2 separate regions of the Homo sapiens genome follow, and region 2 is linked to region 1. Evidence: chromatin loops called from intact Hi-C (ENCODE). Cell type or tissue: Calu3. All regions are shown on one strand. Links, peaks and the distances in the headings refer to the core of each region. The heading gives the core; the rest is flanking DNA. Region 1 overlaps TFDP2 (transcription factor Dp-2). Region 2 holds the start of LOC124909442 (a long non-coding RNA gene).

The links. A loop is a pair of places that touch in the nucleus more often than their neighbours do. Peaks named below come from ENCODE experiments on the same cell type or tissue, not always from the same donor. Only the 100,000 strongest peaks of a DNase experiment are listed, where the experiment ranks them.
Region 2: a loop joins it to region 1, with 6 times the contacts of the local background. A loop is called at or near these places in 2 of 110 quality-filtered maps.

The regions. Positions count from the first base shown.
Region 1 is chr3:141,991,063-142,007,179 of GRCh38, reverse strand. It overlaps TFDP2 (transcription factor Dp-2), which reads left to right. Exons shown (of 13, transcript NM_001178139.2): 4 at 1,636-1,739; 5 at 12,039-12,160; 6 at 13,595-13,642. Among named protein-coding and RNA genes, the nearest start is that of ATP1B3, 120 kb to the right of the region's middle. RefSeq lists a silencer at 6,214-6,407. In Calu3, for the core only: a CTCF peak has its summit at 8,324 (motif pointing right); no DNase peak of the experiment used is centred there.
Region 2 is chr3:141,931,847-141,947,963 of GRCh38, reverse strand. LOC124909442 (a long non-coding RNA gene) reads left to right here and starts at 9,542. Exons shown (of 2, transcript XR_007096121.1): 1 at 9,542-10,270; 2 at 13,447-13,603. TFDP2 (transcription factor Dp-2) reads left to right here. Exons shown (of 13, transcript NM_001178139.2): 13 at 1-3,536. RefSeq lists an enhancer at 9,371-10,217. In Calu3, for the core only: a CTCF peak has its summit at 7,577; DNase peaks (open chromatin) are centred at 6,723 and 7,443.

The sequences.
Region 1 (16,117 bases), core at 4,982-12,981:
AGGGCCAATGGAATAGTTGAAAATTCCGGAGACAGAGTAGATAATTGATGGGTGAGATCCCTGAAGAGGCAGAAAGTGCAGAGCAGAGATGAAAGAAGTCATTTAGGGCCAGGCGTGGTGGCTCACGCCTGTAATCCAGAACTTTGGGAGGCTGAGGCAGGCGATTACCCAAGGTCAGGAGTTCCAGATCAGCCTGGCCAACATGGTGAAACCCCATCTTTACTAAAACACAAAAATTAGCCAGGCATGATGGCAGGTGCCTGGAGTTCCAGCTACCCAGGAGGCTGAGACGAGAGAACCACTTGAACCTGGGAAGCGGAGGTTGCAGTGAGCCAAGATTGTGCCACTGAACTCCAGCCTGGGTGACAGAGCAAGACTCTCAAAAAAAAAGAAAAAGAAAAAGAAGTCATTTAGGCTGGGTGCCGTGGCTCAAGCCTTTAATCCCAGCACTTTGGGAGGCTAAGGGGGAGAACTGCTTGAAGCCCAGGAGTTTGAGACCAGGCTGGGCAACATGGCAAGACCCCATCTCTACAAAATAAAAAAGTTAGCCAGGTGTGGTGATGCATGCCTGTGGTGTCAGCCACTTTGGAGGCTGAGGTGGGAGGATCACTTAAGCCCTGGAGTTTGAGCCTGTAGTGACCTGTGATTGCATCACTGTCCTCTAGCCTGGGTGTCAGAGCGAGACCCCCATCTCAAAAAAAAAAAAAAAATAGTAAGGGAATTAAAGAGTGTGGTCAAGTTTTGGAAGATGGGGGTCATCTGAGGAAGGCAACTAAGAAGGAAATGTCTTTGTTGTCCTACCCTTAAATGTTGCTTGTCCCCAGGGTTTTAGTGTTGGCCTTCTTTCACATACTTCATGGATGATCTCCTTTGATATATTTTGTTACACTGTTAACTTCTGAGAGAAACATTGATAAGCTGAAGTTTGTTGGGGGAATTAAGTAGTTGATGTTATAGTTCAGAAAATAATAGGTTGGCTTTTCCTTTTGGGGGGAATTTTCTTGGTAGCAGTTTGCTATGTTAATTTGAAATTTAAAATACTGAAATCACTTGAAAACACGGTACAGATCCCACTGTTTCTAGTATTAATAACTAGTTAGCACCATGTTTTTTCTCTAGTTATAAAACCCTAAAGCATTACCAATTTGACAGTTTGAAAATATGTTAGCTTTTAGTCTCAGTGTTTTATACTATAAAGAAATCTGAATAGTTATTTTACTTTTCATGTTATGTTTCATCATCAAGTATATTATTTGTTCTGTTATGTCTATTAAAGATCTCTTTCTCAATTCTGATATAAACTGTGATTTGCGTTACATATTCTCTAAAAATTTTTTCTTCTAAAAGACTAACTGAAAGTTTCGTAGTTAATTGTCAGATAATTGGAACTATTTATTTTATAGAGTTTCAGTAAAATATAAATAAGATTAGTTATGCAGCAAAATTAATTGTATTCCTTACAACAAAGCAGTCATTAGTATGACTTTTCAGTAAGGTGTATTTTGTTCATAATATGCTTCCTAAGATAATTATAAATTACCTCAACATAATGAATTAGGACCATGGGTGTGTATATAGCTAGAAAATGGCCTTGGTATGGCAGAATACTAACTTAATGTTTTGATATCATTTCAGGCAACATTTCATTTGTTGCATTTCCAGTTTCCAATACCAACTCACCTACAAAGATTTTACCAAAAACCTTAGGACCAATAAATGTGAATGTTGGACCCCAAATGGTAAGAAAATTATCAAATCTTAGAATTGAAACTTTGTTTAGCCAAGACTAATTTAAAGAATAATTGCATTAAATATATTTGATCAGATATTCCAGTTAAACCAGGCGCGGTAGGTGGCTCACTCCTGTAATCCCAACACTTTGGGAGGCCGAGGCAGGTGGATCACTTGAGCCCAGGAGTTCAAGACCAGCCTGGGCAACATGGTGAAACCCTGTCTCTACAAAAAACAGCTGGGCACTGTGGCGCATGCCTGAAGTCCCAGCTACTTGGAGGACTGAGGCGGGAGGATTGCTTGAGCCCAAGAGGTCAAGGCCACAGTGAGCCGTGTTTGCACCACTGCACTCCTGCCTGGGTGATAAAGCAAGACCCTGTCTCAAAAAGAAAAAGAAAAAATTATAGTTAATTTCAGTTATCTGAGTCACTTTTAAAAAACGTTCTGTTTTTATCTGAATGTATCTGGTCAAGTTTTGAGCTTGAGAAACATTGTGTGCTCTTTGATATTTAATTTTCACATATTTGAATCTGTGGATTCTGGATGTGTAGTATTAAGTCTTTTCCTCTTTATGTGAGGTTTCTCTTGTATTGTTTAAATTGATTTGAAATGTGTTATGCTTTATGTCTTCCTGCTTTTTTCTTTTTCTTATAAAATAACCTTTACTACTCTAAACTATGTATTCTCACATAAATGGAATCTGTGACCCAACAGTTAATTTACATCTGGAGTTATTAATTTAAAACTCCTTTCATTAAGGACTTTTGGGGAAAAAACAATATACCAATTTATTTTAATCTGTAGCAGTAGAAATAATGAATGAAAAATGGAAAACAACTGTTTCTCTAAAGACATTCATTAATTATGCTAGAGCATGAAGTGTGTAGCACTTTCAGAAGACTTATTTATAAGCAAGGTTGCATTCCACTACTCTGAAACTATGTCTAAATGGCCTCACCCACCATTAGTAAAAGTACTCAAACATTTAAGCAATAACTCTTCATTGCCGGTGTTTTCATCTTTTCATCTATAGAGCAATAAGGATAAATTTTACCCATAATGTACAACAGCACTGTGGACTATGTTAAATGCAAAGTTATTTAGACAAAGATATCTTTTAACATACCTAATGGTTTCAGAAAGTCTCTAAGACTTCAGGACACATTCTAGACATGATATTTTCCTTGGTTAGTTGAGGACTGTTTATCATCTGCAGAAATCAAGCTAAAGATACAACACAATTTACTGTAACTATGTGAAGAATGTAGTCTAGCTCCAAACCTCATAGAGATTTAAGCTCAAATAAGAGCCCTCATTTCAAGGTAGCTCAGGTTATATTTTCAGACATTTGCTAAGCATTTGCCCCTCCTCAGCCACTACTATAGGTGCAAATGAGATAAAGCACCTGACTTAAAAATCTGCATTTTGAAATGTGATTATATAAGCACCAAAATTAAACATACTCAAATTTTTATGAGTCTTGCCCTTACAGTACTCTTCTGTTTTGAGAGATTATTTTCTATTATTTTTTGTTTAATGCTGCTATACCCCAATTTGAATTTCTCCTTTGGAAGCATGTATAATTTTTCTCCCATTGTCAGTTTGAACTAATGTGCATTTTGGCCCTTACACAGTCCAGTTCTGTTAATAATAAGTAGTGATGTGTGCTACTAACTCAGTTACTGTAAATCTCAGGATCAGCAAAACAAAGGTCACAAGAAGGAGAGGCGATTTGGAACTCTACCTTCAACTGGGCCATCCCAAGTACTTAATTTGTCCCCCTACTTCTGAGGTCCTTTTTTCAGTTCTGAGTTCTTGGGCAGGAATCAGAATTTTGTTTTTGGTTTCCTAATTGTTGTAAGATTCCATTGCTGTCTCTTGAATGTGTCCCTCCAAAATTCATGTTGAAGCTTAATCCCTATTGTGGTGCTATTAAGGGATAGAGCCTTTGGGGAAGTGATTAAGCTATGAGGGCTTCATTCTCATTGAGGGGATTAGTGACCTTATAAAAGAAGTTGAGGCTGGGTGTGGTGTCTCACGCCTGTAATCCCAGCACTTTGGGAGGCCATGGTGGGCGGGTCATGAGATCAAGAGACTGAGACCATCCTGGTCAACATGGTGAAACCCATCTCTACTAAAAATACAAAAATTGCCGGGTGTGGTGGCTCATGTCTGTAATCCCAGCACTTTGGGAGGCCAAGGTGGGTGGATCACGAGGTCAGGAGATCGAGACCATCCTGGCTAACACAGTGAAACCCCATGTCTACTAAAATACAAAAAATTAGCCAAGCATGGTGACACACATGTAGTCCCAGATACTCGGGAGGCTGAGGCAGGAGAATTGCTTGAACCCGGGAGGAAGAAGTTGTAGTGAGCAGAGATCGCGGCACTGTACTCCAGCCTGGGTGACAGAGCAAGACTCCATCTAAAAAAAAAAAAAAGTTGAAGGGAGCTCTTTGCCCCCTTCTGCCCCACTTCATGTAGTGAAGACACTACAAGAAGGTACCATCTATGAAGCAGAGAGTGAGCCTTCTGAATTTGCTGGTGTCTTGATCCTGGACTTCCCAGCCACCAGAACTATAAGAAATACATTTCTATCATTTATAAATTACCTATGCTAAGGTATTTTGTTATAGCAGACTAAGACAAAAATTAGTGCCAAGAACTGGGGTGTGGCCATAACAAACACCTAAAACTGTAGAAGTGGCTTTGGAACTGGATAATGGGCAGAGGCTGGAAGAGTTCAGAGGAACAGGCTGGAAAAAGCCTCTTGAGATGAATGGACCATTAAGGGTGATTCTGGTGAGGAATCAGAAAAGGAGAGCTATAGAGAAAGCCTCACTTTTCTTAGAGATTACCTCCGTGGTCATGAACAGAATGTTGGCACAAATATGGATGGTAAAGGCCATTATAATGAGGTATCAGATAGGAGTGAGGGACATGTTATTGGAAACTGGAGGAAAAGCCATCCTTGTTACAGAGTAGCAAAAGGCTGGGCCCAGTGGCTCATTCCTGTAATCCCAACATTTTGTGAGGCCAAGGCAGAAGGATTTCCTGAGCCCAGGAGTTCAAGACCAGCCTGAGCAACATAGTGAGACCTCATCTTTATCAAAAAAAAAAAAAAAAAAAAACACTAAAAATAAAAAATTAGCTAGGCCGGGTGCAGTGGCTTATACCTGTAATCCCAGCACTTTGGGAGGCCAAGGCTGGCAGATCACTTGAGGTCAGGAGTTCGAGAACAGCCTGGCCCACATGGTGAAACCCTGTCTCTACTAAAAATACAAAAATTAGCCGGACATGGTGGCGGGTGCCTGTAATCCCAGCTACTTGGGAGGCTGAGGCAGGAAGATCACTCGAATCTGGGAGGCTGAGGTTGCAGTGAGCAGAGATTGCACCACTGCACTCCAGCCTGGGCAACAGAGCGAGACTTTGTCTCAGACAAAAAAAAAAAAAAAAAACCAGGCATGGTGGCACCTAGCCACTCAGGAGACTAAGGAGAGAGGATCACTTGGGCCCAAGAGTCCAAGGCTGTAGTGACCCTGACAGAGTAAGACTCTATCTCAAAAAAATAAAAGAACTAAACAACAACCAAAAAAGTGGCAAGGGACTTCACTGAATTGTTTTCCTGTTTTAATGTTTTGTGGAAGGAGGAACTTAGGAGCCGTGAAATTGGATATTTGGTCAAAGAAATCTCTAAGCAAAGTGTTTAGGGATCAACATGGCTTCTCTTGGCTGTTTATAGTAAAATGTGAGAAGAGAGAAATGAATTAAAGATATAATTTATCATCAGAAGTGAAGATTTGGGAAATTCTCAGCTTGGCCATGTAAAGAATAAAAAAGCATGTTTTGGAGAGAACACCAAAAGAGTGGCCTAGTCACCTTTTGATAAGGAGATTAGCGTGCATGGGTGGAAGCTTGGTGTTGTTCATCAAAACAATGGAAGAATAAACCCATAGCATTTCAGTGATTACCGGTGCTGCTCCTCCCATCACAGGCCCAGAGTGCCAAGGCATGGGGGACAGAACTATCAAAAGAGGGGCTTCAGGCGCTAATGAAACCCTGGCAATCCCTTCCTGGCACTGTGTCAAGTCTGCTCCCCGAATTTTGGCACAGTGCTCCTTAGCCATTCCAGGTGTGGCTCCAGTAGGCCCAAGTATAGTGGCTGCTCCTCTAGAGGGCACAGGTGGTGAACCTTGGCAGTGTCTGAGTGATGCCATCTCCAGTGGGTGCAGAGTGTACAAGCTGCGGGGTATGATAACTTCCACCTAGATTTCAAAAGATGCCCTGGAGAGCCTTAGCAGATCCTGGCAGAGAATTGCTACAGAGGTGAGGCCACCATTGGGAACCCTCACCAGGGCAAAGCTTGGTGGAGCTGAGGTGCGCGGGGTTGCTCCCTGAGGCCCTAGTCTAGTAGAGCTTCCAGCATGCAACTCCAGCCTGGGAGAGCCACATGCAGAAGACTCAAACTCTAACCCAGGAGAACTGCAGCATGGGCTGCCCCCAATAAAGTCATGGGGGTGGGGGCCCCTGGTACCCTGGGGGCCCAACTCCTGCTCCAGTGTGTCCAGAAGGCAGGATATCAAGTCGAAGATTATTCTGAAGCCTTAAAAGTTAATGTTTGCCCTGTTGGGTTTTGTATTGGTTGGGACCTATTATCCCTTTCTTCTTTTCTATTTTCTCCCTTTTGGAATGGGAATGCATGTTCTGTGCCTGTCCCATCATTGCATTTTGGAAACAGGTTGGATTTCACAGACTCACAGCTGGAGGGGAATTTGCCTCAGGATGAATTGCACCTTTGAGTCTTACCCATATCTGATTTTGGGAAGGAGTTAAGACTTGTGAGACTATTGGAATGAAATGAATGTATTTTGCCTGTGAAATAGACATGAATTTTAGAGGGCCAGGAACTGGATGCTGTGGTTTGAATGGGTTCCTCCAAAAATTCATGTTGAAACCTAATCCCTACTGTGGTGGTATTAAGAGGCGGGGCCTTTTGGGAAGTGATGAAGTCATGAGGGCTTCACCCTTATGAGTGGAATTAGTGCCCTTATAAAAGAGGTTGAAGGGAGCACCCTGGACCCTTTCTGCTATTAGGATGCAACCAGAAGGCATCATCTTTGAAGCAGAGAATAAACCCTCACCAGGCACTGAATCTGCCGGCACTTTCATTTTGGACCTCTCAGCAACCTCCAGAACAGTGAGCAATAAATTTCTGTGGTTTGTAAATTACCCAGTTTTGTACTCCTTGCAGAAGACTTTAAAGAAAATTAATTAATTACCCAGTCTAAGGTGGTTTGTTATGGTAGCCTGAATGGACTAAGACACCCAGTTACAGCCATTTATCGCTTCTCCTCTAACTCCCTCATCCATGATTTTTAAAAAAGTTTTTGTTTAGTTAAAGAATTCTTGGATTAGGCTGGGCGTGGTGGCTCACGCCTGTAATCCCAGCACTTTGGGAGGCTCAGGCAGGCAGATCACGAGGTCAGGAGATCGAGACCATCCTGGCTAACAAGGTGAAACCCCGTCTCTACTAAAAGTACAAAAAATTAGCCGGGCGTGGTGGCAGGCGCCTGTAGTCCCAGCTACTCAGGAGGCTGAGGCAGGAGAATGGCATGAACCCGGGAGGCGGAGCTTGCAGTGAGCTGAGATCACGCCACTGCACTCCAGCCTAGGCAACAGAGCCAGACTCCGTCTCAAAAAAAAAAAAAAAAGGAATTCTTGCATTACAAACTCACCCATTTGCTTCTTAGCCTTCTTTTTGTGCTTGCCCTTTGAACTTTACATGTCTTTTGGAAGCCAAATCTTAATGGTAGATAGAAATTTCAAAAGGCCCCATGAAAAGTTTTGTGTGGTTATGGAAACTAGTTTAGCAGTACCTATTTTAGTTTGAGATACTTGCCCTTTTCTTACAGGCTGTCTTATGGTTATATGTTATAGATCTTAAGATTATTTATACAGTTGACCTTTGACCAATGCAAGGGATAAGGGCACAGCCCCTGTGCAGTCACAAATCCATGGGTAGCTTTTGACTCCCCCAAAATGTAACTATTAATACCTTATTATTGACTAGAAGCCTTACTATAACATAAATAATCAAATAACACATTTTATGTTATATTAATGTTATTTCATATGTTAATATGTATTGTATACTGTATTCTTACAATAAAGTAACCTAGGGAAAAATATTACAAAGAAAATCATTAGGAAAATACATTTATAATTCATTAAATGGAAGTGGATTATCATAAAAGTCTTCATCCTCGACGTCTTCACGTTGAGCAGGCTGCGGAGGAGAAAGAGGGAGGAGTTGGTCTGGCTGTCTCAAGGGTGGCAGAAGTGGAAGAAAATCCATGTATAAGTGGACCTGCCCAGTTCAAGCCCATGTTGTTCAAGGGTCAACTGTATAAGATAATCTAATGGCTGTCTTATTTTAGAAGAGTAAAAACTGCATGCTTCTTATAGTGAAAACCAAAATTCCATCAAATAGTGAAATCTCTTAATATACCACTTTATAATTTTGTAATTTTTTTTCCCTTTAGAATACATATGCTGTCTTGGCTTTTTTTAACTGTAGATGGCAGTAGCACATAAAATATGTTGATTGAGGGCAGGAAAATGTTCAGAGTAATGTTCAATTGCTATGTGATTTTCCCAGAGTAACTAATTCTATTGTCAGAGAAACCACATGATAACATTTAAGTTAAGGATGTCTGGATTTTTGGTAGGAGGACTCTGAAATTTAAAACTCCATTTTCCTTAGCATATCAAGTGAATATTAAAAGTATATTTTTACCTCCAACTTCAGTACTTCAAATTTTTTTTCTTTTTTGACAGAGTCTCGCTCTGTCACCTAGGCTGGAGAGTGTAGTGGCACGATCTCAGCTCACTGCAGCCTCCGCTTCCCAGGTTCAAGTGATTCTTCTGCCTCAGCCTCCTGAGTAGCTGGGATTACCGGCGTGCACCACAACACCCAGCTGATTTTTTTTGTATTTTTGGTAGATATGGGGTTTCACCATGTTGGCCAGGCTGGTCTCGAACTCCCTACCTCAAATGGGAGCCTACCTCACCTGCCTTAGGCTCCCAAAGTGCGGGGATTATAGGAGTGAGCCACTGTGCCTGGCCTGGGATTTCAAAATTAAGGTTCAGGGTTAGAAAGCATGACCGGCTCATCACCCTATAAACCAATTTTCTTATATTCTGTGGCTGTTCAAGTCTTACCGACTTTCCTTCTGTTTTATTTCTTACGTTTCACTCTCATTATCCTAGTTTAGGAACTTACTGTATCTCACATACTCTTAGGCCTTATCTTTCCTATTCAGGTGCGTCATCTCTCTAATTTGTTCATGTAGGAAATGTTTATTAAGGAATTGCTATGTACCAGGCCCTGTGCTAAGAGAAAGGAGCAGAGTGTTGCTAATCACTCTCCGATCAGCCGCAGCTAACAATCTGACAATGAGGGAGGGAAAAAAAGAAAATGTAAACTAGAATTCACTTTCAAAGTCATTTTCATAAAGATAGCCAGTTTTTCTCTATGTCCTCTTTCCCTTCCTTCTCTCTTTTTTTCCTTTCTTTCTCTTTTTTTTTTTTTTTTTTTTTGAGATGGAGTCTCACTCTGTCGCCCAGGCTGGAGTGCAGTGGCATGATCTCTGCTTACTGTAACCTCTGCCTCCTGGGTTCAAGTGATTGTCCTGCCTCAGCCTTCCAGGTAGCTGAGATTATAGGTGCCCACCCCCACGCCCAGCTAATTTTTGTATTTTTAGGAGAGTTAGGGTTTCACCATATTGGCCAGGCTGATCTTGAACTCCTGGCCTCAAATGATCCGCCTGCCTTTGCCTCTCAAAGTGCTAGGATTACAGGCATGAGCCACCATGCCCAGCTCCTTTTTTTTTTCTACAAAGTCCTGTAAATCAGCAAAACCAAGCATGTAGGCTGCTAATACCATATAGAAATACTGCAGTAGTAATACAATCTGTTTCAAGGGTAAATTGGAATGCTTAGAATAGCTTTGTAGACACTGCTGTTCAAGGAATAGGGTTGACCAGAGGCTAATCAAATAACTCACATTTTTCTTTATAAGTTGTCCATCCAAGGTCAGCATGATAGAGAATGTGATGTAGTGATTGGTGGAAACTATGCTGTATTTTTTTAGTGGATTTTATATAAACCTTTTAGCATATCAATAAATGAAGTTACTTTTTCCCCTATTATTTTAAAAATTGAGTATTTTATCCCAGTTAGTAAATATTTATTGTACCTTTCCTATGAGCATCCCCTACCACTGTGTTAAACCCTGCAAAGGACATAGTTTAGCAAGGTACTCGCCACCCCTAAAGATCCTGCACTGAAATGGGGGATGCACTGAAAGTGGGGATGTGGGACCAGATGTGTGGAGTGGGAAGTGCAAGCATACTTGGAATGCAAGGCAGAATTTGATGAGAGGTACAGACACATTGTCTGTTTTTATGTTTTCTCATGAGGCAAACTTCTGAGTGCCTTATTTAATACCCTTGGTGTATTGTACATAATCAGAACTCTCCAGACATCTGTCAGTATTATTAACTTTTGTTTTTATTTTTTTAAACTATGGAATGAACGGATTGAAACTATTTCATAAACATTTCTAGGTGCTAACATCTTCCTAGCCCCAAGCTAACATAGTCAAACATAAACAGACTCTAACTAAGGTCTTAAATACTTGGTAAATGAATAAATGTTGACTAGACTTTAATAACTAGGTCTGAACTATTTTTATGCTTCAGAGGTTATTGTTTGACTCTTTCCTTCAAATGCAAATAAAGAGCTTGAAATGCTTATTAATCCTTCCCTTCAGTTATGTATGGAGCAAGTTAGCAATGAACTTAATGATTCACCCTGGCTGCAGAAACATGTTTCATTTGGTCAGGGAGATAAAAATTAATTAGCATTTTGTCTTGCATAAGGCAGTAGAAATAGAACTATTTCTCTTGTTTGAGGACTTATTAACAATTACTTGTAGTCCCTGTAGATATTTTTCATTCTCAGTTGGGACTTAAAACTTACTATCATGAACACTTTCAAAACTTTACAAAAATAGAACTATATACCCAGCAGTTGCTTCAACAATTATCCACATAGGGGCCAATCATGTTTCATTAATATCCCCATTCACCGGAGCATGCCTCTTCCCCTTTTTTTACATGAAAATACTTCTAAAGCTATTACTAGGCTGCTAGTTTTTTTGTATTAATTATTATAAATGTCTTTGGGAAAAACATGTTTTGTTTTGTAACCAGTGAAAATTTTAAGACCTGGTAACACATATAAGGTACCTTTCTAAAAAAGTCTTTAGGGGTTCCATTAATCCCCTTTCTGGAGTCTAGCCTTAGGAAATAGAAATTAAGGGCAAGGTCTTTGTACAAAAATGTTTATCACAGCATTCTTTATAATAGTGAATAATTAAAAATGCATATATATCTAATAGAGAATAATAAATCCACATGGTAGAATGTTTTATGGTCTTTAAACTATCTTCAAAGAGTATTTAATAACATGAATACTCTTTTTTTTTTTTTTTTTTTTTTTTGAAATGGAGTTTTGCTCTTTTTGCCCAGGCTGGAGTGCAGTGGCGTGATCTCAACTCACTGCAACTTCCACCTTCCAGGTTCAAGCGATTCTCCTGCCTCAGCCTCCCATGTAGCTGGGATTACAGGCGCACAGCACCATACCTGGCTAATTTTATATTTTTAATAGAGATAGGTTTTCACCATGTTGGCCAGGCTGGTCTTGAACTCGTGACCTCAGGTGATCCTCCCACCTCGGCCTCCCAAATGCTGGGTTTACAGGCACGAGCCACCGCTCCTGGTCCAATACTCTTTTAAAAAAGGATAAAATTGCATCTATATAATAATCCAAGCTGGATAGTATCTTTGTGTATACTGTATGATGGACTGTGGAAGTGTGATTTGCTGTTGCCCTGGTTCTAGTAAATCAAGCTGTACTGCAATTCATTTCCTCAGTTTCAAAGAAAGCTTTTCATTTTTCTGATTTTTAAAGCATTATCAGTTCTCTACTTAATCCTTCCAAATTGCCATTTATTTGCTGAAACCTGCATTGTGACCTCATGTCAGTATTCAGGATACTTGTGCTTTAAGATCCTAGGATATAAGTAAATCAAAGGCATTGCTTATATTTTTAGATGACTGACATTAAGTGCCTTTTAGGCAGCAAGGTTTCCTCATATGTAGGTTAGCAATCAATGTTATTTTCTGCCTGTAGGCTTTTCTTAATAATTAAGAATATTATATTCTTTGTTCCTAACTTTACAGATTATAAGCACACCACAGAGACTAACCAGTTCAGGAAGTGTTCTGATTGGGAGTCCATATACCCCTGCACCAGCAATGGTTACTCAGACACACATAGCAGAAGCTACTGGCTGGGTCCCTGGGTAAGAGTGTTGCAAGTTACTATTTTTAAAACCTTAAAAAAAGTTTAGACATTTTTTTCTTACTATCTTGTCTTCTGTTCTTGTTTTAGTTTAGTTCTTAAAAACAAATGTTTTTCCTTTAAAATCACCTATTTTATTTCACTTTATATCTTAGATATAAATAATCTCTGGAATAACTATTTTTAAACAGAAAAAAACAGTGCAATAACTCATAACTAAACCCTGTGACTTTTTAAACTCTGGAATAGGACTACTTTTATTATTATAATATTTAACTGCTTTGGAGATATAAAAACTATATTTTTATATATTTTTAACTCACACAGAAAAGGAGTTAAATATTAAGTGTTGGCTATACTCAGAATTTCCCCTATGAATTACTTCCATAAAGACCAGAAAAGGGTAGGAAAAGAGGCCAGATAAATTTTTTATTAAATTTCCTCTTCTTTTTAAACGCTGAACAATTGAATCAATATCCCTTCTGTTACTAATTTGTCACTTTTAGTACAAACTTCTATATGTTTCATCTTTGCATGTAAAATACTTATACCTTTCTCCACTCTTTATCATTTTAGTACCTCATACTTCCATAAAAGAAAAATAAGTAAGATAAATTACTCAAAACCTCATTTTGTTACCTTAGACGTTTTGTTACTTTAGAAGTTATTTACATGGTGGAATACTGCATTGGTGATTCTGTCATATGTGAGTTTGAGCAAGCAGATGGTAAGTCTTAGTTAAGTAAGAATCTCCTTGCTTCAAGGATATTAAGTGAATTAATAATCCTGGCAAAGTGCTTTAATATGCATACATATTAATATACATAAATACATGCCTACACACATGTACAAACACAAATACATTAAAGACAGAAGAGTTTTGTATATGCATACTTTTCCATTATCAAATGAGCTGAAATGACAGAATTACCTGGAATCCTATGGGTGTTATTCAATCCTTATGAACATTCTTATGTAGATCAAAGGTTACCCTGGATTTCTCTATAGCCTTGAAAGATTATAACGTGAAAGCCAAGCCTGTGCCAGCAGTGCTGGCCCACTTTGGAAATGACCAGGGTCTGGATGTTTTCAGCCCCATTTGTGCTTTATATTGGAGGTGGCAGGATTGTCTGGTGTTTTTATAGTCAGTATTTCGCAGAGTGAAGAAAATTTTTCTCTATCTTGTTTGCAAGTCTGCAGTGTTTTCCTCTCTAGCTAGTCATTGAGCTCTTTTCAACTTATGATTATTAAGTTGTGATACCTTGTTCACATGATAAAATTAAGATTTATTTTATGTACCTATCTTTTGTATTTGCTAGTTTTAGTCTTTGAATATATTCAGTGTATAATTTTAGACAAGTTATAATAAAGTATTAATGAAATTAAATTGTATTTAAGTATGTATTGTTTTTATGCTATCTTTTTTCCTTTTTAGTGATAGAAAACGGGCTAGAAAATTTATAGACTCTGATTTTTCAGAAAGGTGAGTATAAGTCTAACTATTTTGTTTGGAAGATTTGGCTATATAGAGAGGCTGTTGGCATTGCCACTGCTCTGGTTTAATGCGATGTTTTTCTTCATGTAACTTTAACTTCTTTCAGTTCTTGCCATTATTTCATTCTGCATTGAGTGCCCCAGTTCACTCATAGTATCTGTATGGTTTCAGTAGAAATTACCCTGTGAGCAGATTGACTATTGGTAGTATGTCCTTTAGTCTCTCCTCTCTTTCCATCTGGTAAATGAAGAGTTCTATCAAAGTGAATACTCCACATTACCCTAACATGCCCAAAGTTTAACAATTTTTTCTTTTTTCTTTTTTTTGAGATGAAGTCTTGCTCTGTCACCCAGGCTGGAGTGCAGTGGCGTTATCTTGGCTCACTGCAACCTCTGCCTCCCGGGTTCAAGCAATTCTCCTGCCTCAGCCTCCCAAAGTGCTGGGATTACAGGCATGAGCCACCACACCCGGCTAAGTTTTTCTTAAAACATTTATAAATCATAACAAACTTGCTTCTTTCTTAAGCAATATGTTGGGCATAAGGAAAGTTCATGTTATCTTAGAATATTAGGACAGTGGCTTCTCCATTCTGGCTGTGCATCAGAATCACTTGTAGTCTGTTAAGTAAAAAATAAATGCCTGCCATGTCAGAAACTCCTACATTTTCTAATTTGCTATCTCTGATTTGCTGTGCCCTGAGAAATTAGATGGCCAAATATGTTAGAATTCAGTCTAAAATGAAAGTGACTAGGTTCTGAGTGAGAACCATGGGAATATGTATAAAGGATGTGTGTTTTCTTGCCCTGACACTAGTGCTGTTTCAGTTCCTTGGTGGCTTTTGTTGTTTGCTTCTTGGTGCTAATCGTTTTCAACAGATACAATCACTTCTGAGGAGCTGCTGTATCATAGAAATGAAATGTTCTTTACTCTCTAACAGAAAGTCCTCTTTCCAACTCAAACTGGTCTTTACTGGTGTTTATCCTTCGAAAGGGCAACAGAACAAGTTCTTGCAGAGGTATTTAGCAATGTTTAAGGCCTTAAAATGGAACTATTTGTCAGTTATGATTGGTGGCACCTCTGCACTGCAAACAGTACAAAAACCAAGATTCTCTTTATTCTCCTTTGTAAGTAAGAATTCTAAAGATCTATAAGTGAGAACACATAAAAGTGTTAGGTTAAATTTATAGTGTAGCCATTGGTTCAACTTTCTCTTTCTACATTTGGTTCAGTGGCTTTTTTTCCTAGCATTTTTTTTTTATCATTTTTTAAAAAGTTTTGAATATAACTTTTCTGTAATGTATCCCCACCACCCGTCTGTCAAACCACGAAGATTGCTACATGTATTTTTCTTTATTCCTTGTTCTAAATAAGATTTAGCACAGTGGTGTTTCATTTTTTTCTTTATGCTTTTTTTTTCTTCTTTCTTTCTTTCCTTCCTTCCTTCCTTCTTTCTTTCTTTCTTTTCTTTCTTTTTTTTTTTTTTTGAGATGGAGTCTTCCTCTGTCTCCCAAGCTGGAGTGCAATGGCTTGATCTCAGCTCACTGCAACCTCCACCTTCTGGGTTCAAGCGATTCTCCTGTCTTAGCCTCCAGAGTAGCTGGGATTACAGACATGCACCACCATGCCCAGCAGGTTTTTGTCTTTGTGTAGAAACAGGGTTTCACCATGTTGGCCAGGCTAGTCTCAAACTGCTGACCTCAAGTGATCCTCCTGCCTTGGCCTCCCAAATTGCTGGGATTACAGGCATGATCCACCACGCCCAGCCTCTTTTGTTTTTAAGACAGGGTGTCACTCTGTTGCCCAGGCTGGAGTGCAGTAGCGCAATCTTGGCTCACTGCATCCTCTGCCTCCCAGGCTCAAGTGATTCTCCTGCCTCAGCCTCCCAAGTAGCTGGGACTACAGGCGTGTGCCCGCTAATTTTTGTATTTGTAGTAGAGATGGGGTTTCACCATGTGGCCAGGCTGGTCTTTAACTCCTCACCTCAAGTGATCCACCCACCTTGGCCTCCCAAAGTGCTGAGATTATAGGCATGAGCCACCACACCTGGCCTTTTTTTTATTTTTTACTTTTTTGCTAATTAGGTCAAGGGTTAATTTTATAAACAAGACTGAAATATTTTGTTGATTTAAATGTTCTGGTTGACTCTCTTTTTAACAAGAAGTGAAACTTTTACTATATATTTTATATAACTCCTTATTAAAATGAAATACATTTATTGCAATTTATACTTGAGATACAATACTATACATTTAAGTTGTATATTACTTTTGTAAACCATAAAAAAATTTATTGGGAAAATGTCAAAAGATGGTTTGTAGATTCTAGTTACGTGCCTGGAAAGAAAGAAAAATACTTTTTTATTATTTGGGTGTAATTCTTTTGAAACTTCAAAGGAAATAATCAATAAAATGTAACATGCTTTTCAAACCATAGTATATTAGTGGGGTTTGTTTGTTTGTTTGT
Region 2 (16,117 bases), core at 4,359-12,358, 59 kb after region 1:
AGATTGATTGATGAGTGCTGTGGAGAAAGCAGCAGCGTAGCGGGACCGTTTGGGAAAGGCTACTTTGGCTGGGGGTGGCTGGGAAAGGCCCCTCTGGGAAAGAGACAGTTTTACTGAGTCAGATGGTGGAAAGACAGATGTCTCTATACTTTCTTAACAAGCCACTCTGTCCCATAACATGCACTTGGAATCTCTCCTAAGTTCCAGAGGCCCCACTGTTCCAGTTTCAAGCCTTCATTTTGGAGTCTGTTTGGGAACTTTTAAGACTTCAAAGCAAAGTTAGCTACCAGCAATTTCTGTAAACCAAGAGAAGATTGTCACAAAGATTCACTACTTTCCAACTGAATCTATGCAGTAGAAAAATCATTAGAAAATACAAAAATTAGCCGGGCGTGGTGGCACATGCCTGTAGTCCCAGCTACTCGGGAGGCTGAGGCAGGAGAATCACTTGAACCCAGGAGGCGGAGGTTGCAGTGAGCCAAGATCCCGCCACTGCACTCCAGCCCAGGTGACAGAGCAGGACTCTGTCTCAAAAAAAGAAAAAAGAAAGAAAGAAAAATGATTAGAAATTGAGAACTATTTTACGTGTTTCTAAGTTGTTGGCTACATCAAAGAGATCATCTGTATTCTGCATATGGGCTGGCTTTGGTGAAGCTGATGACTGGACTTCTAAGAACCGTTTTCCCAAATGGGTTCCCATATTCATGCACCCAAAGCAATGGTCCCCAAGCACTGATGAAAACTAATATGCATTTCCCAAAGACCCACACTATGTATCAGGAGCCTGCACCATGCCATTTGAATGACCCTCAGCAATGTGCCTCCCTGCCCTCAAATTCCCAGTTGATAACAGTGTTTGATTAAATTTCCACTCAAGCCAAACATGGTTACTAAGAAGAGAAAAACCTGATGTTTGCATAATATTTTTTTTCCCCTCGAGATGGAGTCTTGCTCTGTTGCCCAGGCTGGAGTGCAGTGGCATGATCTCAGCCACTGCAACCTCTGCCTCCCGGGTTCAAGCGATTCTTCTGCCTCAGCCTCCCAAGTAGTTGGGATTACAGACATGTGCCACCACGCCTGGCTAATTTTTGTATTTTTAGTAGAGACAGGGTTTCACCATGTTGACCACACTGGTCTTGAACTTCTAACCATGTGATCTGCCTGCCTCGGCCTCCCAAAGTGCTGGGATTACAGGCTTGAGCCACCACGCCCAGCCTAAGATTTTATGATTAAAAAAAATTCAAGCTCAATACCCACATAAATTATAACGTTTCTCAGGAAGTAGTCCCTTAACCAAAACGTCTCTGAGAAGTGATGCTTAGGTAATCTCTGGGATCCGATTTTCCCACATGTCTCACTCCACAGTATGCTAAAGAAGAAAAAGTGAGTGGGCACAACACTTTGACCCTCTGGCTAAGCCCTGGGAGTCCCTGACAGGTCCAGAAACTTCTCTGACACCCATTCACCAGGGTGCTGAGATAGGAGAAAGTGCTCATTTATAATGTGTATTCTGTGCAGCTGTTCTCAGACAAGACCGGATCTTGTCATCTTACCTTTTGCTTTACAAAAAAGGCCTGTTGAAGTCAATGCTGTCTTGCCCCTTGCTGTTTCAGCAGGTTAGACTTTGGTCTTCACTGCTTATAGCTGCATTGGAGGCCAACGTAGCTGATGCTCAGGGTCAGGCCTCGCCCCTTCGCCGCAGGTCTCAGGATCGGGGATAACATCGCTCCCACCCTGCTCATTTAGAGATGGGAAACAAGCAAGAGCTTGACTTGCCTCCCATCCCTCAGCCTGTCTGTGGCAGAGCCTGCACCAAAACCCAGAGCTTCTTCCCTCCGTGAGGGCCACGCTGTCACCACAGTCCTCCCAGATGGGTTTTGGATTAGCATCAGTCCTGTGTCACCAAGTGCCAAACAGCTGAGGGGTAGAAGTGGGACTCCTTTCCCGAGCCCCAGCATGAGGCTGTGGTGTCAGGTTTAGGCCTCTCTCAAGTCAGAAAACCCCGGGCTGAGACCTCCACAGACAAGGGCTCCCCATGCTGGCCATTGGCAGGGGCCCAAGAAGTTCAGTGACCAACTGGTCCTTCCACACCACACCAGCTGGTGCTGCCCATGTCTGTCGAATCATAACGGAAAATTCCCCAGATCACGTTTGGATTTAAAAACTCATCCCTTGTCGTGCTTCAATGCATGCCATTTGTCACTTACCATACTTCACCATGGCCGAGCTTCATGTCACATGGCCTGGCGATTGTGCTTGTTCACACTGGGGCCAGGATTTTCATACTAAAACGTCACTGACAATGGGGCTACTTTTCTCCTGAATAGCTCCTCTGGGCTTGTTGCAGTTCTAGTTTTCCCAGTAGTTCCATGGCAGGTTCAACCTCTCAGTGTCCTGAAAAATGGAACCACCCACTAACCATATGCACTGGCTGCCCAGGTGGCTGCACTCCGGGGATCACGTTTCAGTACTGAGTTCCTTCACGCACTTGGTTCACCACCATCACTCTTGAGTTTTGGACAAAAGAGGTGGGTATGCCAGGCACAGTGGCTCACGCCTGTGATCCCAGCACTTTGGGAGGCCGAGGCGGGCGGATCACCTGAGGTCGGGAGTTCGAAACCAGCCTGACCAACATGGAGAAACCCTGTCTCTACTAAAAATATAAAATTAGCCGGGTGTGGTGGCGCATGCCTGTAATCCCAGCTACTCGGGAGGCTGAGGCAGGAGAATCTCTTGAACCCAGGAGGCAAAAGTTGCAATGAGCTGAGATCGTGCCATTTGCACTCCAGCCTGGGCAACAAGAGCGAAATTCCATCTCAAAAAAAAAAGGTGGGTAAAGGGCCATGAGCCCAAACCACTAGGTTGTTCACCTTTTCATCTGAAAATGCTTTACTCTGACTATGTGCTATTGGGTTTTATTTCCAGAAAATATAGTTCTCCTTTTTTCTGCATGAAGGATACATCGTGGTGCCACATGCTTTAAGCAATTTAAACAAGAGAGATAAGAGGAAAATGCAACCACCACATCTGACTTGCCCAATGTAGACTTTCCTTTATTAGATTGAAGTACACAACCTAATATGATATATTATTTTGTAGTATCTCAGACTTTGTAAATAAATGCCATTATTTTTATATGGAAATTTTATAGAAGAGCTATTTCTGTATACGTAATTACTCCTGATTTTCTGAAATTGCTTCTGGTAGATAACAGACAAGTCCTAAGCAGTGTTCCACTAAGGGTGGTTCCAGGCCTGCCTGCCGTGGAGTTGACTGGGGGAATTTTACAGTTTTGCGATCCTAGGATGCGTCCCAGACGCTCAGTCAGAAGTGCTGGAGGTGGGGCCTGGGAAGCTGTATTTGTAATGAACTCTGGTGTTTTTTGTCCATTAAAGTGTATCTTTGTCCATCCTATAAGATTAAAGGAAAGAAAAAGCATCTCAAATGAGTGTAAGTTGTTCTTGAGAAAAAAATGTATCAGACTTTTATGATTTGAATGAAATGTATTATAGAAAAAAATAAACACTTTAAAATAATGTTAGTCTCATTACTAGTGGGTCAGGATATTTTTAGTTAAAAAAGGAGGTGTTAGGCCATGCGCAGTGGCTCACGCCTATAACCCCAGCACTTTGGGAGGCCAAGGTGGTCGTATCATTTGAGGTCAGGAGTTCAAGACTAGCCTGGCCAACATGGTGAGATCCCGTCACCACTAAAACTACAAAAATGAGCTGGGTGTGGTGGCATGCGCCTGTAATCCCAGCAACTTGGCGCAGGAGAATCGCTTGAACCTGGGAGGCGGAAGTTGCAGTGAGCTGAGATCACACCACTGCAGTCCAGCCTGGGCAACAGAGTGAGACTCCATCTCAAAAAAAAAAAAAAAAGCCTTTTTTTTGTTTTTGTTTGTGAGATGGAGTCTCTGTTGCCCAGGCTAGAGTGCAGTGGTGCAATCTTGGCTCACTGCAACCCCCACCTCCCAGATTCAAGGGATTCTCCTGCCTCAGCCTCTGGAGTACCTGGGATTACAGGCACGTGCCACCACACCCGGCTTATTTTTGTATTTTTTTTTTTTTTTTTTGAGACGGAGTCTCGCTCTGTCACCCAGGCTGGAGTGCAGTGGCGCAGTCTCGGCTCACTGCAAGCTCCGCCTCCCGGGTTCACGCCATTCTCCTGCCTCAGCCTCTCCGAGTAGCTGGGACTACAGGCGCCCGCCACCACGCCCGGCTAATTTTTTTTTATTTTTAGTAGAGACGGGGTTTCACCGTGGTCTCGATCTCCTGACCTCGTGATCCACCCGCCTCGGCCTCCCAAAGTGCTGGGATTACAAGCGTGCAGCACCGCGCCCGGCCTATTTTTGTATTTTTAATAGAGATGGTGTTTCACCATGTTGACCAGGATGGTCTCCAACTCCTAGCATCAAGTGATCCTCCCACCTCAGCCTCCCAAACTGCTGGGATTAAAATAAAAAAGAACAATAGGCCGGGTGCAATGGCTCATACCTATAATCCCAGCACTTTGGGAGGCTGAGGTGGTCGGATCACTTGAGGCCCGGAGTTCGAGCCCAGCTTGGCCAACATGGTGAAACCCAGTCTCTACTAAAAATACAAAAAATTAGCCAGGTGTGGTGGCGGTCGCCTGTAATCCCAGCTACTCGGGAGGCTGAGGCAGGAGAATTGCTTGAACTCAGGAGGCAGAGGCTACAGTGAGCCAAGATCGCGCCATCGCACTCCAGCCTGGGCAACAAGAGCGAAACTCCATCTCAAAAAAAAAGAAAAATGAACAATAAAATAATGGTGGGCTGTTCGGGTGAGGGTAGTGGGTACTCTGGGGCTCTGCCAGAGAGTAAGGACTGAGACCCTCTTTCAACATCTGAGTTCCTCTTCATGAATTGCCCTCAGAAGGGTGGCCAGGGCCGGGCGCGGTGGCTCACACCTGTAATCCCAACACTGGGAGGCCGAGGTGGGCGGATCACAAGGTCAGGAGATCGAGACCATCCTGGCTAACATGGTGAAACCCTGTTTCCACTAAAAATACAAAAAATAGGCCAGGCGCAGTGGCTCACGCCTGTAATCCCAGCACTTTGGGAGGCCGAGGCGGGCGGATCACGAGGTCAGGAGATCAAGACCATCCTGGCTAACACGGTGAAACCCCGTCTCTACTAAAAATACAAAAAAATTAGCCAGGTGTGGTGACGGGCGCCTGTAGTCCCAGCTACTTGGGAGGCTGAGGCAGGAGAATGGTGTGAACCTGGGAGGTGGAGATTGCCCCACTGCACTCCAGCCTGGGTGACAGAGCGAGACTCCGTCTCAAAAAAAAAAAAAAAAAATTAGCCGGGCATGGTGGCGGGCTCCTGTGGTCCCAGCTACTCGGGAGGCTGAGGCAGGAGAATGGCATGAACCCAGGAGGCGGAGCTTGCAGCTAGCCGAGATAGTGCCACTGCACTCCAGCCTGGGTGACAGAGCAAGACTCTGTCTGAAAAAAAAAAAAAAGAAGAAGGGTGGCCAGGTGCCGTGGCTTACCCCTGTAATCTTAGCACTTTGGGAGGCTAGGCCCAGAATTGCTTCCCTGCAATTCGTAGGGAAGATGCTTTCTTATCATCTCTTACACCAAACCAGCATCAGCGAGAACAGCGACAGCAGTCAATATAGAATGCCATGTCCCCAGGCCTCAGGTGGAATGTCACCTGACCTCCGGAACATAGCAGCCCCTCAGCACCTGATCACGCAGTCTCTACCTGTCTCAGGGAGAGGCCGGAACCCTAGATAGCTTATCTCCTATGTTCCAACAAGTTGAGCACGTGGACAATCAGAAGGCACAGAAGGGTGTGGAGCAGTTCAGGGGCCAGCAAGTAGACCCAGGTCTTGAAAAGGAGATGGCTAAGTAAGCACTCGATGACATATTGGAAGGAATGCATCTTCCCATAAAGACTCCCCCTGGAGTTTCACAGACCAAATAAGGGTGGCGGTGGTGGGGAAGTGGTGAGCCTGTGCTCAAGCCCCTTACCCCAGGGGTCTCCTGGAGTAGTGAGCCAAGCTGGTATTGTGCCTTCTCCGTTCCTCCCGGCCTAGAGGAGCCACTTACTAGTGCCGTTTGGTGAAGGTGTCCAAGGACTCATGGGAGTAACCACTGTATCTCTTGGGCTTAAGAAGGTGCTTTTGTTCTTGTAGCCACATGGGGGATGGCACAGCGACTGAATACACCGCTGACCAGGGGCGATACCTGCAAGCCCACAGAATTGTCTACGAAGAGACAAACTATTTTCAAAAATATTTAAAGAGATTTATTCCGAGCCAAATATGAGTGACCATGGCCCCTGACACAGCCCTCAGGAGGTCCAAGAACATGTGTGCAAGGTGGTCAGGGTGCAGCTTGGTTTTATACATTTTAGGGAGACATGAGACTTCAATCAAGTATGTTTAAAAAATACGTTGGTTCGGTCCAGAAAGGTGGGACAACTCGAAGGTGGGGGGCGCTTCCGGCTTATAGGTAGATTTACAAATTTTCTTGTTGACAATTGGTTGAGTTTATCTAAAAACCTGGAATCAATAGAAAGGAAATGTCTGGGTTAAGATAAGGGATTATGGAGAGAAAAGGTCGCAGGCTTCAGAGAATAGATGGTAAATGATTCTTATCAGTAAGGTCTGTGTTGATGTTAATGCCAGCGGGTATAATGAGGCACTTCCCGTTCCTGGCCGGAACCGGTCTCTGAGGTTACATTTTAAGAGCGCCCTGGCCAAGGAGAAAGTCCATTCAGATGGTTGGGGGGTGGGACTTAGAACTGTATTTTTGGTTGACGGAGTTAATTCCATGCCCAGCTTCTTGAGCCTCAGAGAGAAGACAGCTTCAACCCAGAGCCTTTTCCAGAAGAAAGAACCCGACTGGCAGTCAGCTTGCTTGCTTCTGTTCCTACTCCCAGAGCTATGGCTATGTTTTCTCCATTCCTTTTTTTTTGAGACAGAGTCTTGCTCTATTGCCCAGGCAGGAGGTGCAATGGCACCATCTTGGCTCACTGCAACCTCCACCTCCTGAGTTCAAGTGATTCTCTTGCCTCAGCCTCTCGAGTAGCTCGGACTACAGTCACATACCACCACGCCTGGATAATATTTTGTATTTTTAGTAGAGACGGGTTTTCACCATGTTGGTCAGGCTGGTCTCAAACTCCTGACCTTAAGTAATCCACCCACCTCAGCCTCTCAAAGTGCTGGGATTACAGGCGTGAGCTACCGCGTGCGGCCTCCATTCCTTCTCCTACGGGAGCTGCTTCTGTATTTCTGTGCATCTTCTCAGAGTGCTGGCACTTCTCACTGAAGCTTGCACCTGACGACACCGCCAGCTTCCCCAGTTTCTTGCCAGATGAAGGCTCCATCTGCCGGTCTTACTGTGGACGGCTGCCAAATGCCCGGGGGCTCCCTGATCACTGCCAGCTCAGCCTTCTCTCTGAGAGGCCTTTCCAGCCTCTTGCTGAAACTTGCTTTCAGGAGAGCATCTCAGTGGAAAATGCACAGTGGTGAAGGAAGTCCTGTAGTTGGGGAGGGTGTGGGTGGTGGGGGCACAACCAATCCGGTTAGTGTAGAGCAGCATTTGTCATATCCACTTTCTCACTTTCATCCAAATTGCTTCAGGACATTTTTGCCACTGGGGCACAGTGATTCATCCAACCATTTCCTTATTGCCTTCTTATCTCCCGCCTTGGCTAAGGGGCCTAAAGTACTGTGACACATTATGCTAAGGTCAGGAGATTTGTTTTCTTCTTTCATGCCCTACCTACCACTTGGTCATGGCTCTCAAAAGCCGAAACTCAATCATGAGAAGTTTGTGCACTAAAATCCAAAAATGACAATACCGAAAAGGTCCCATCTCCACAGGAAGGACTTTCTGGTTCTGCTAATACATCATAGATTTGCTTTCAAACCTCCAGCAAAGGTTTTCCTCAGTCTGAGTACAACAAAAAGTAATTTTACAGGATGATTTTTTTCCTTGCAGAGACAAGGTCTTGCTCTGTCACAGGCTGGAATGCAGTGACACCATCACAGCTCACTGTAACTTCGAATTCCTGGGCTCAAGTGGTCCTCCCACCTCAGTCTCCACAGTAGCCGTGGTGTGCACCACCACACCTGGCTTGTTTTTTTATTTTGTGTAGAGACAGGGTCTCACTATGTTGCCCATGCTGGCCTCCAGAGATCCTCCCGCTTCAGCCTCCCAGAGTGCTGGAATTATGGGCATGATGTATTTTTAAAACTTTAAAACATCTACAGGATTTATTTTAAAAATTTTAAAACATCTAGGTTTTGTCTGCTTTTTTTTTTTTTTTTTTTTTTTTTTTGAGACGGAGTCTGGCTCTGTCGCCAGGCTGGAGTGCAGTGGCAAGATCCCAGCTCACTGCAACCCCCGCCTCCCAGGTTCAAGAGATTCTCCTGCCTCAGCCTCCTGAGTAGCTGAGACTACAGGCATGCACCACCACACCCAGCTAATTTTTGTATTTTTAGTACAGACGGGGTTCCACCATGTTGGCCTGGATGGTCTCGATCTCTTGACCTCGTGATCCGCCTTCCTCGGCCTCCCAAAGTGCTGGGATTACAGGCATAAGCCACCGTGCCTGGCTCACTGCAGCCTCCGCCTCCCAGGTTCAAGCAATTCTCCTGCCTCAGCCTCCCAAGTAGCTAGGACTACAGGCATGTGCCAACACACCTGGCTAATTTTTGTATTTTTAGTAGAGACTCTTTTGCCATGGTAGTCAGGCTGGTCTCGAGCTCCTGACCTCAAGTGATCTGCCCACCTCGGCCTCCCAAAGTACTGGGATTACAGGAGTGAGCCACCGTGCCTGGCCATGTCTGCTTTTTGTGACAGGTCACTGGAGTAGCGACAAGGCCATTTTGACAATAGAACAGTGGTGGCTCTTCTGCATGAAAGACTCTGGCCCATCTTACGATCAGCTAAATAACACTTTCCTCAAGTATTACCAAAATTCAGTTTATAAGTCATGACTAAGAGTGGAAGAAGGGGCTGGGATGCACCTGTAATCCCAGCTACTTGGGAGGCTGAGGCAAGAGAATAGCTTGAACCTGGGAGGTGGAGGCTGCAATGAGCCGATTTCGTGCCACTGCACTCCCACATGGGCAAAAGAGGGAGACTCCATCTCAAAAAAAAAAAAAAAAAGAAAAAAAGAAAAAAAAGGAGTGGAAGGACACAAGAATGACATACTTTTATTTCAATAAATGCTTTTGGAAATGATTTTTAAGAACAAAAACTAGAGACCTCCTGAAAGTCGGATTAAAGGTTGTGCAGGCCGGGTGCAGTGGCTCAGGCCTGTAATCCCAGCACTTCGGGATGCCGACGGGGGCAGATCACCTGAGGTCGGGAGTTTGAGACCCGCCTGACCAATGTGATGAACCCCATCTCTACTAAAAATACAAAAATTAGCAGGGCGTGGTGGCGGGCACCTGTAATCCCAGCTACTCGGGAGGCTGAGGCAGGAGAACCGCTTGAACCCAGGAGGCAGAGATTGCAGTGAGCTGAGATCCCGCCCTTGCACTCCAGCCTGGGCAACAACAGTGAAACTCCGTCTCAAAAAAAAAAAAAAAAAAAAGCGTGCAAAGATGCATATGATGAACTGCATTTTCCTCGGAGCAGTTGGTATTCCCCCCTCCTCTCACCCTCTTTGAACAGACGGGCATTCGGGGAATGGGGGGAGGGGACACAGCATGGCGGGGGTTCCTTGCTCCCTTAGCCAGGGCGGTTGACTCGCACCCTGCTGCAGGACGGAGAAGGCAGCCGCTTGGAAACCCCGGGCTTCAGTCCTCAGCCGGGTCTCTGGATGTAGACCCCCGGAGTCTGTCTTCTGAGACCGACAAGGCTTGTCAATGGGCAACACAGGCTCCGGGACTTCCGGAAACAGTTTCTCAAGAAACATTTCTGAAACTGCTTGGTTAAGGATGACTCCCGCAAGGGCGGCTGTCACCTGCCTGCTGGGCCCGCACCGGGAGACTTGTCTACACATAAACTGTGCAGGTTAAAGACAGGCCAGGCCAAAGAAATAAGCTTGCAGAGGAGAGAGGGTTTTCACCTATTTTCTTCCCTACCCCAATCCCTGAAAGTTTTCTCAGAACCTGGAGGGCCCAGCATGAGCAACTTCCTGGGCTGGGGCTTGGCCAGGGAGGCAGGTGCCTGCCAGGGCAGGCAGGGACCACTCCCTGTCATCGTAACAAAAGATAACACAGAAGCAGATGGGAGAAAAGTCTGGGGAGAAACAACATGAGCAGAAAACCACAGAAATGTAAGTTTACAACACCCCTATGTTATCAGCCAGGGAGCCATGGAGGTGCTGCAGGGCAGTAGCCCGCCAGCAAGACGCCAGATTTCTCCTTCCAGGTGCTGAGGGAGGGGCTGGTGGTTCAGCCGAGGGGATGAGAAAACCAGCAGCAGCTGCAGCAGTTGGTAAAACGGGCACACCGGGCGCGGTGGCTCACGCCTGTCATCCCAACGCTTTGGGAGGCCGAGGCAGGTGGATCACAAGGTCAGGAGATCGAGACTATCCTGGCCAACGTGGTGAAACCTCGTCTCTACAAAAAATACAAAAATTAGCTGGGCGTGGTGACATGTGCCTGTAATCCCAGCTACTCAGGAGGCTGAGGCAGGAGAATCGCTTGAACCAGGGAGTCGGAGGTTGCAGTGAGCCGGGCACAGTGGCTCACATCTTATCCCAGCACTTTGGGAGGCCGAGGCGGGTGGATCACCTGAGGTCAGTAATTCGAGACCAGCCTGACCAACATGGTAAAACCCCCATCTCTACTAAAAATACAAAATTAGCTGGGCGTGGTGGCACGAGCCTGTAATCCCAGCTACTCGGGAGGCTGAGGCAGGAGAATCCCTTGAACCTGGGAGGTGGAGGTTGCAGTGAGCCAAGATCACGCCATTGCACTCCCACCTGGGCTACAAGAGCAAAACAAACAAACAAAAAAAACAAAAGAAAAGAAAGAGGCCGGGCGCGGTGGCTCATGCCTGTAATCCCAGCACTTTGGGAGGCCGAGGTGGGCGGATCACGAGGTCAGGAGATCGAGACCATCCTGGCTCACACGGTGAAACCCCATCTCTACTAAAAATACAAAAAATTAGCCGGGTGTGGTTGCAGGTGCCTGTAGTCCCAGCTACTAGGGAGGCTAAGGCAGGAGAATGGCCTGAACCTGGGAGGCGGAGCTTGCAGTGAGCCGAGATCACGCCACTGCACCCCAGCCTGGGTGACAGAGCGAGACTCCATCTCAAGAAAAAATAATAATAAAATAAAATAAAGAAAGAAAGTACTAGTGGGTATCAACCAATGGACTGACAAGCAAGTCTCCTCATCTGAACTTAGATGAGCTGTCATTTGAGCAATTTTAATTGACATCTCTTTACATATGATATAAATCATATATTCCAGATCCTATAAAGTACTTCCCATGCATAATCCCATAGCATAGCAAAATTCTAATTTTTCTATAGGACTTTGTCATGTTTAATAAACAGTGTTAGAACACACTCTGCAGTTGACAGTCTGTTAACCACAGATTTTCTTTAATTTTTTTTTTTAAGACAGAGTCTCACTCCGTCACCCAGGCTGGAGTGCAGTGGCGCGATCTCGGCTCACTGCAACCTCCACCTCCCGGGTTCAAGCAATTCTCTGCCTCAGCCTCCCAAGTAGCTGGGGTCACAGGCGCCTGCCACCATGCATCGGCTAATTTTTGTATTTTTAGTAGAGACGGGGTTTCGCCATCTTGGCCAAGCTGGTCTTGAACTCCTGACCTCGTGATCCACCCAGCTCGACCTCCCAAAGTGCTGGGATTACAGACATGAGTCACCTTGCCTGGCCTAATTTGTTGTTGTTGTTGCTGTTTTTTGTTAGGTTTTGAGATGAAGTCTCACTCCGTCACCCAGGCTGGAGTGCAGTGGTGCGATCTTGGCTCACTACAACCTCCGCCTCCCGGGTTCAAGTGATTATCCCGCCTCAGCCTCCTGAGTAGCTGGGATTACAGGCACGCGCCACCACGCCCGGCTAATTTTTGTATTTTTAGTAGAGAGGGGGTTTCACCATGTTGGTCAGGCTGGTCTCAAACTCCTGACCTCATGATCTGCCTGCCTCGGCCTCCCAAAGTGCTGGGATTACAGGCATGAGCCATGGCACCTGGCCTTAATTTTATCTTTTGTTTCAAGAATTATTATTTTTTGTTGTGTTTTTTGTTTGTTTTTTGTGTGTTTTGTTGTTGTTGTTGTTGTTGTTGAGACAGAGTCTTGCTCTGTGGCCCAGGCTGGAGTTCAGTGGTGCGATCTCAGCTCACTGCAACCTCCACCTCCTTGAGCTCAAGTGACCCTCCTGCCTTAGCTTCCCAAGTATCTGGGACCACAGACATGCGCCACCACACCTGACTAATTGTCTTGTATTTTTGGTATAGACGGGGTTTTGCCATGTTGCTCAGGCAACTCCTGGGCTCAAGTGATTGGTCTGCCTTAGCCTCCCAATGATAGGGATTACAGGTATGAACCACCGCACCTAGTTACATAAATGTTTAAATGAAGCGAGACAACACCGTCAGTAGGTGAAAGTAGGGGTGTACTTGGCACACCCTGTCTTGCTCCCTCCTATGAGGCTGTGTGTGTGTGTGTGTGTGTGTGTGTGTGTATGTGTGTACCTCCCCCCATACCTTATGTATTGGGTTTTGTGAATGGCTCTAGCCTTTATGGCCAGAACTCTTGATTGGAAGAGGAGGGAGAAAAGGTCATCACTGCTTGCAGCTGCAGGCATAATAAGCCGCCATCCACCCGCCTCAGGAATTCTCCTCCAGCTTAACTTTCAGTGTGACAGAAACAAGTGAAAAATCTCTGAGATGAGAAATTATCTGAAAACACGGAACACTCATTCCATGGTATAGAAGGAGGTGTTGTCCAACTTTAAAAAATAAAGAAATTCAGCCAGGTGCGGTGGCCCATGCCTGTAATCCAGCACTTTGGGAGGCCGAGGTAGGCAGATCACCTGAAGTCAGGAGATTGAGACTAGCCTGGCCAACATGGTAAAACCCTGTCTCTACTGAAAATACCAAAAAAAAAAAAAAAAAAAAAACAAACAAACAAAAAAAAAACCGGGCGTGGTGGCGGCACCTGTAATCCCAGCTACTAAAGCAGGAGAATTGCTTGAACCCGGGATGGGGAGGTTGCAGAGTGCACTCCAGCCTGGGCAACAAGAGCAAAACTCCATCTCAAAAAGATAAAATAAAAATTCTCTGGAAAATAACATGATCAGGATCTTGTTTCTTATGGACTTTCATCTGTGTAAAATTCAGGGCCTTGCACCTGATATGTAAGTTGTCAGTGTTGAATGAATGAATGAGTGAATGAGTGAATGAGTGAAGAACAAACTTTTTCAAAGTATATTGACCTTTTGGTTAATTTCAAATAACCGAACAGTGCTCATACTTTTAGTGCAGATGACCCAGGCAAGTTTGAAAAATTGGCCTCTTACGAGCCTCTGTCAAGAGAGAACAAGATGAAGAGTTCAAAGTCGCAAAGTGTGGTCTTGCCTTACCTCAGAAGTCATGGGACGGTAGAAACAATAAAGTAAGTTAATCCAAGGGGAAAATGGACTCTTGGGAAGAAGGCCGGGCCCCAGGGTCTCAGCCAGCTCCTCCCGTGGATCCTGGGGACTGAATTCCTCATCCTTTGTAGCACACGAACAATAACCCGACTGCTTTTCCCACCAGCCCAGGTCCCCGCACGCTGCACCCTTTCTCTCCCCACCAGCAAGGTGAACTGTTTTCTATAAGCCAGAAAAAGACCATAGAGATATGCGAGCTACGTATCTTCCATAAGTCCCAAGCTGTGGTTCAAAGACCAAAACAGCTGCTTCCTCTGCCACCCCACCCGGGCAGGCACCAGCCAGCTGGCTGCCTGCTGCCATTAACAAGCGCGTTCTAACCAGCAGCCACTGGATTTTTCCATAGAGTGTGGGCAGCTTTTAAGAGAACACTTGCCCAGAGAAGCCACTGGGCATGGCAGGGAATGAGTTTTTAACCTCTTTGGTCCCAGAAATCTGGAATATATAGTAAAAAACAGATGACTAAGAACTAGATCCAGAAGTGCTTAATGGTTCCAGCCGCTTTCTGTGTGAATGTGTCTGTAATGTCTTCCCTGAAGCTCGTGCAGTAGAGAGGGGGACTGTCCCAAGGTCACACAGAGATCGAATCAGTCGCACAGAGCAGGTACCTCAACTTTGGAGTTCCAGCCCAAGGGCTTTCCCTGCCAGCCAGTATGTCCAGGGCGAAGAAAGCCCTCATATGCCAGAGGGCCCCACACTAGGTTTCAGGTCATCCCTCAGGTAATGGGTCCTGAGGGGCTGACAAGCATTTCCCCCATCCCCATTCTTGTGTTCAATAGCAGCGTTTGAGAGCCCTGGTGTTTTCTTTTACTTTGTTGTTGTTGTTGAAACTGATCTTGCTCTGTCACCCTGGCTGGAGTGCAGTGGCGCAGCAACTGCAGCTCACTGCAACCTCCACCTCCTGGGTTCAAGTGATTCTCCTGCCTCAGCCTCCTGAGTAGCTGGGACTACAGGCGCCCAACACCATGCCTGGCTAATTTTTTGTACTTTTAGTAGAGACAGGGTTTCACTGTGTTAGCCAGGATGGTCTCGATCTCCTGACCTCGTGATCCGCCCGCCTCAGCCTCCCAAAGTGGCTGGGATCACAGACGTGAGCCACTGCACCCGGCCAAGAGCCCTGGTTTAAAAGGTAAGTGGAGGCCAGGCGCGGCGGTTCACCCCGTAATCCTAGCACTTTTGAGAGGCCGAGGCGTGTGGATCACGAGATCAGGAGTTCAAGACCAGTCTGGCCAAGATGGTGAAACCCCATATCTACTAAAAATACAAAAATTAGCTGGGTTCGGTGGCGGACACCTGTAATCCCAGTTACTCGGGAGGCTGAGGCAGGAGAATCGCTTGAACCCAGGAGGTGGAGGTTGCAGTGAGCTGAGATCGCTGTACCCTAGCCTGGGCGACAGAGCAAGACTCCGTCGAAAAAAAAAAAAAAAAAGGCCTCCTGTACGGTGCACAGAGTATTTCCCTCTTATTCTCTGCACCCACAGGTGTATTCATAGGCCAGCGGTGCACCTCTTTTGGGATGAAATTTGAAGAATTCGGTCTCTAGAATCCATGGGCTGGAGCTGTTAAGGTTCTATACTCCTCCCTCTCCCCAAGAGTCCGTTTCTTTCCCCCCTTGGATTGGCTTATTTTATTGCTACTTCTTTGGGGATAAAACTCTTTTTGACTGTTAGCCTGTGAGTGAATTAACTCATCTTTGAGCAAGATGCGTTTCTCTTCTCCCCAGGGAAGTGTCACAAGCCCTGAGGAAGTCTCCAAGCTGGCTGGGGCTCCTGATGAAGGTGCTGGTAGGAGCTCAGCGGATGTGTCTGGGCTAATGAGGGCTCTGTGGCTGGACACAGCGCAAAACATGGGTTCCCCCAAATTTATTTATTTATTTATTTATTTATTTATTTATTCATTCATTCATTCATTCAGAGACAGGGTCTCCCTCTGTTGCCCAGGCTGGAGTACAGTGGCACAATCATAGCTCACCACAGCTTTGACCTCCTGGGCTCAAGGGATCCCCCTGCCTCAGCCTCTTGAGTAGCTGGAACTGCAGGTGTGCACCACCATGCCCAGCTAATAGCTAATTTGTAAAATTTCTTGTAGAGATGTGGGCTCACTATGTTGCCCAGGCTGGTCTCAAACTCTTGGCCTCAAGTGATGCTCCCTCCTCGGCCTCCAAAAGTGTTAGGATTACAGGTATGAGCCACCACGCCTGCCCAGGCTGGAGTGCAGTGGCACGATCTCGGCTCACTGTAACCTCCACTTCCTAGGTTCAAGTGATTCTCCTGTCTCAGCCTTCCGAGTAACTGGGATTACAGGCATGTGCCACCATGCCCAGCTCATTTTTGTATTTTTAATAGAGACAGGGTTTCGCCATTTTGGCCAGGCTGGTCTCAAACTTCTGACCTCAGGTGATCCACCCGTCTCGGCCTCCCAAAGTGCTGGGATTATAGGTGTGAGCCATCCCACCTGGCCATATCTTTGTTTCTCGCAACACACTTATACACATCACAA